2 separate regions of the Homo sapiens genome follow, and region 2 is linked to region 1. The links are chromatin contacts, found by Hi-C or POLR2A ChIA-PET in ENCODE. All regions are on one chromosome and are shown on one strand. The core of a region is the stretch at or near the end of the contact, and the rest is flanking DNA. Distances in the headings are between cores, read along the strand shown.

Region 1 (2,639 bases), core at 43-2,542:
ATGTTAAATAGCATCAAACTATTCCTATGTTGGACATTGGCTGGGCTTCTGCATTCCTGTTCTTCTAGTTCCTATTTCATTTTCAAGTTAAGTTAAATGTCAAAGGGAAGGAAGCTGCAAGAGAAAAGAAGTTTTATCTCCCCAAGTCTCTCTGTCCTTCCTTTGAGCTCACCAATTTCTCCTCTTCAAACAGCTTCTTGTTTTCAGGGGATGCATATACAGCCAGTCCCTGAGGAAGGAGTCGATTCCGGCCTAAAGATTTCTTCACTGAGACCAGGTCACCCCGGACTCCAACATCTGTCAATTAGAACAGAGACAGGGGAATTAGAACCATCTAGGAGTCCCTAAAGAAAAGATGTCAAAAAGAGAAGCACCTCTTAGTTTCTCACAGTGCTTATTTTTCCTAAAAGAAATGCTAATTCATATTCACTAGGAACAAGATTTAAGAGACTGCTAATTAGTTTCTTTAGAACTTGATGTATAAATTTAATATCCCCTGTATAGAGGGAGTTGTCGTCCCATGGAGGATTTCAGTATCTGTGGCACAAATTGTCAGGCTCCTCTCCCCACACACTGTTAATGATGTTGCTGCCTTTATGTTTTAATTTTCAATGCTGGAGGCCAGTGTCACAATCACAATAGTTTTTATGGCTTCCTCTTCTCACATATAGAGTTGGATTGTTTCCACAAAGAAAAAGCAAGGCAAATAGTTGAGGGGGACGGGCTAGAAAAAGCTGATGCCAAACCGGACCAGCCTGAGAGGAAGCGCCTCGGCCCGGGCCTTACTCTCCACCGACTGCGTCAGGATGAGCTCCAGGTTTTCTTTGGGCCGATGCTTCGTGTCCTCCACCAGCTTATAGACGCGATGTCGCCGGTGCAGGCGCGGCTTCCGGCCCTCCCCGGCCAGCGGTACCTTCCACCAGCGCTCCACGATGACCGTGCCCTGGCGGCCAGGAAAGCGACGGTAAGCTAGTCTCCACAAGGAACACCCTCTCCCTCCACCACGGCCGCCAGCCCCTCAAGGAAAGCCCGCCACCCCCACATCGGCCCCCTCCAGGTCCCAGTGCGCCTCCAGAAACAATACTCGAGCGTATCTACCCCCTACCCCAGACTCAGCCCTCACCCGATTTTGAGAAAGGCTGAAGTTGCAGGCCAGGTCAGGGGCGTTCCCTTCATGTCGCGGCCGCAGTAGCTCCTGGACGCCTCCCCGAAGCAGCCGTCCAGCGCCCGCCCGCAGCAGAGCTCTGCCCGGGGCCGTGACAACGGGCGCCGCCATGTTCACAGGCACAGAATGAGACCTGAGGGAGGACCCCGGCGTCGGCGGCAGGAAAGGCCCCCGCCAGTGCTGCCTGCGGCGCGCCGGTACGGCTGAGCGAAAGTATGGGGAGCGGGCCGGGGAACAGATGGCACCGCGGCTTGCCTATTTTTGCTTTTTGGCAGAGGTGACGGACGCCTAGAATTACTGACTGATAATGGAATGAGTGTTAGGTGGACTGACGCCGGAAAAGACGCTCTTCCTCTTGAAAGTGTGGGCTTTGCTGTAGCTCCAGTTGCTGGGCTAACTTTTAATTCTAACGTTCTGTGATGACTGGATACTGACCGGAGAATGAATGATGCTCTCACTTTTCCTTACTTCAAATCTACCTAAAAGTGGTAAAGGATGGGATCCCTTGGAAAACTCTGCCAGCTCCAGGAGGAGCCTGACCCTTAATCATTATACTGCAGTATTTAAGCTAATAAAGGAGAATTCTAAATCACAAGCTATGTAAACCGTAGAAAAAAAAGCAACTATGGTAAGGCCGCGACAGTTCCCTCTGGGGAGGGTCTCAGTACTGGACAGAAGACCATAAAAACTGGATGAAAGAAGGTCCATTTGGCAGAGATTATGGAAAGACTGGCCCTTAAACATACTGACCAGTCCTCCTTCCTCCTAAATACACTACTTGGCCTCCTGGACACCGGTCTTCTTCAGTCTCGTTTGCTGATTTCTCCTTTTCTCCCCGCTTCTTAGAATGCCCTCGGGACTCCGTTTTTGAACCTTTACTCTTCTCAGTATACACTCACTGTTGATCTCATCCAGTCTCGTGGCTTACAATACCATTTATAAGCCAATGACTCCCAAATTTCTAGTTCCATCCTAGACATCTCCCAAACTCGTCTCAAATATTCAACTGTTTATTCGTCATTTTCCTCTTACGTATCCAAAGGACACCTCAAAGTTAACTGTCCCAAACTAATTTATTTATTCCCCCCTCGCCCCCAAAACTGCCCCATCTGCAGCCTTTTTCCTCTCAGTTGACAGAAACTCCATTCTTTCCATTCTAACTCTTTTCTCTCATACTCCATCAGGAAATCCTGTGGGTTCTACCTTTAAATTACAGATAGTCCCTGACTTGGATTTACAATTTTTGAGTTTGTGATGGTGTGAAAGTGATGTGCACTCAGTAGGACATCAATAAGTTACATGAAATATTCAACACTTTATTATAAAATAGGCTTTGTGTTAGATGATTTTACCCAACTGTCGGATAAGTTGTCTGAGCATGTTTAAGATAGGCTAGGCTAAGCTATGGTGTTTGGTAGGTGTATTATATGCATTTTCAACTTATGATACTTTCAACATACGATGGGTTTATCAG
Region 2 (2,639 bases), core at 87-2,586, 110 kb before region 1:
TCGAATTACAGGCATGTGCCACCATGCCTGGCTAATTTTGTATTTTTAGTAGAGACAGGGTTTCTCCATGTTGGTCAGGCTGGTCTTGAACTCCTGATCTCAGGTGATCACCCGCCTTGGCCTCCCAAAATGCTGGGATTACAGGTGTGAGCCACCGCACCCAGCCTTTTTTTTTGTTGTTGTTGTTTGTTTGTTTGTTTTCCATTTTTGTTCTGTAATATTTAACAATGTCAAGCATCATGTGTGGAATAATAGTAGAGATGACTGAAGTAAATAGTGTTTCAACTTGGAAATGGGCAATACTCTTCTGTTAGGGAATGTAGTCAGTTAAGCTGGGCTTGAATTTTGTTATAGCTATCATTACCTTTACTGTGCCATAGGCCTCAAGTTTCTCTAGCAATGGGTTGCTATTACCTTGTGCTTAGAGTGAGGGCTGGGGTTCTGAAGGTTTTTAAATTTATTTATTTTTTGTTTTTTGAGACAAGCTCTCCTTCTATCACTCAGACTGGAGTGCAGTTGCACAATAATGGCTCTTTGCAGCCTTGACTTCCTGGCTTAAGCATTCCTCCTGCTTCAGCCTACCAAGTAGCTGGGACCACAAGCACACGTCATCACATCTGGCTAATTTTTTTTTTACTTTTTGTAGAGACAGAGTCCCACTATTTTGTTCAGGCTGGTCTCAAAATCCTGGGCTCAAGTGATCCTCCTGCCTTGGCCTCCCAAAGTGCTGGGATTATAGACAAGAGCCACTGTGCCCAGCCTGGAGAGTTTTTTTTGTTTTTTTTTTTTTTTGAGATGGAGTCTTGCTCTGCCACCAGGCTGGAGTGCAGTGGCGCGATCTTGGCTCACTGCAACCTCCACCTCCTGGGTTCAAGTGATTCTCCTGCCTCATCCTCCCTAGTAGTTGGGACTACAGGCGCACACCACCACGCCAAGCTAATTTTTGTATTTTTAGTAGAGATGGAGTTTCAGCATGTTGGCTGGGATAGTCTTGATCTTTTGACCTCGTGATCCACCCGTCTTGGACTCCCAAAGTGCTGGGATTACAGGCGTGAGCCACCGTGCCCGGCCGACCCTGGAGGGTTTTTTTCAGTGTTTTGTCCTCAGGCTTTCAGCCACCTGTGCATACCAGTACCACAGACAAGTTCTCTCTTTACATTCTTACCCCTCTGCTACTGGTAGACTACTCTTGCTTTTTACTTGGGCTAGACTCATGGTAGAGGTAGATGTTGTGTAGTTCACCCTTAGTCTTAGGCAGAATCTGTGTCTCTGTGTCCTGATTCTTTTGCCCTTCCTTCTTATTGCAGCCAAACTCGGCCTTGTATCTGTGGTTAGTCTTGGGAAAGCGTTTCCTGTCCCTCCCTCAGCTATAGCCGACCTCTGCTTGGTAACAGTGGAGGAACCTGGGCCTAATATGGTTTCCTGCCTCTCCCCAGGGGTATAGAGTATTTTACTTTTACTCCTTCCCCTGAAGAAGTGGATCTTTGCCTGTGCACTCTGAATGAGAGGATTTACTGCCTGTCTTAGCCTGTTTTCACTGCTTTAATAGAATAACACAGATTGTAGGTCATTTATAAAGAAAAGTGATTTGGCTTACAGTTCTAGAGCCTGAGAAGTCTAATATCAAGGGGCCACATCTGGTGAAGGCCTTTCTGTTGTGTTATAACATGAAGGAAGGCATTCCCTGGTGGGGAAGTGCATGTGAGACAGAGAGCAAATGGGGCCCAAACTCCTGAGATAAATAACCCACTGCCTCAATAATGACATTAATCACGAGAGTTTTGCCATTACCTCTTAAAGATCCCACTTCTTAATACACTTCGTAATCCCACTTCTTAATATATGATAGCTGCTTAATGTCCTTGTCTACTGATTCTTTTGTCTTGGTAACTTCTGAGCCTGTTTCTACTGACTAATTTTTATCCTGGTCATAGGTCAAATTTTCATGCTTTTTTATATGTCTAGTAATTTTTGATTGGATATTGTATATTGTGAATGCAGTGTGATTGGGTGCTAGATTTTGTTACATTTCTTTAAAGAGTGTTGGAATTTTTTTTTTTCTCCTGGCATACAGTTAAGCTACTTAAAGATTACTTTGGTCCTTTTTAGCTTTGTTTTTAAGCTCTTTTTGAGTAGTTTAGAGTACCTTTTACTCTAGAACCAATTTAGCTCCATTCCTAAAGCATGGTCTTTTTGAGTTCCCTTCTAAATTCCATGCAGATTTAGGGAGGTCTCTTTATTCTGGCTGGAGGGAAGTTGAATGATTCCATAACCTGTGTGAACTCTGGGAATTGTTTATTTACTGCTCCCGGCTGATAATAGTTCTTTCCTTAGATCGTTATTCAGTCAAAATTCAAGGGAACTTAATACAGATTTCTGGAGCTATGTCTTGCTTTAGCTCCCTCTTGCATGATTAGTCCTGCAAATTGTAGCTGCTTTGGCCTCCTCGAACTTCAGTTTCTGTTTATTCAACTCAGTGAAGTTGCCAAACTCTGTTTGGGTACCCCTCCCTGAGCTGCAGTTTAGGAGTTACCTCTAGGCAGAAAGCTGAGATTATGTTAGGGATCATCTTGTTTGCTTCCCTTTTCTCAGGGATCACCGTTCTTAGCTGCCTGTTGTCCAGTGTCTGAAAATAGTTG

Evidence for each region. Hi-C counts contacts between places; a loop is a spot of excess contacts on that map. ChIA-PET counts read pairs that join two places held with the same protein, here RNA polymerase II (POLR2A). Pooled maps may share reads with other maps.
Region 2: a loop to region 1 is called in a pooled map, with 2.0 times the contacts of the local background. The contact joins the enhancer-like site here to the promoter of MRPL9 in region 1. A Hi-C loop is called at or near these places in 2 of 50 pooled maps. POLR2A ChIA-PET finds 5 or more read pairs at or near these places in 4 of 52 experiments (OCI-LY7, WTC11, activated CD4-positive, alpha-beta T cell and 1 more).

What each region holds. Positions count from the first base shown.
Region 1 is chr1:151,762,204-151,764,842 of GRCh38, forward strand. It overlaps MRPL9 (mitochondrial ribosomal protein L9), which reads right to left and starts at 1,293. Exons shown (of 7, transcript NM_031420.4): 1 at 1,124-1,293; 2 at 787-943; 3 at 173-297. The coding sequence starts at 1,276. It also overlaps a transcript of OAZ3 not described here. RefSeq lists an enhancer at 1,064-1,443.
Region 2 is chr1:151,653,060-151,655,698 of GRCh38, forward strand. All of the region lies in intron 2 of SNX27 (sorting nexin 27), which reads left to right. Among named protein-coding and RNA genes, the nearest start is that of SNX27, 42 kb to the left of the region's middle. Within about 2 kb of position 1,337, at least 2 of the 41 ENCODE cell types and tissues checked have a DNase peak (open chromatin) inside an H3K27ac peak, as active enhancers do.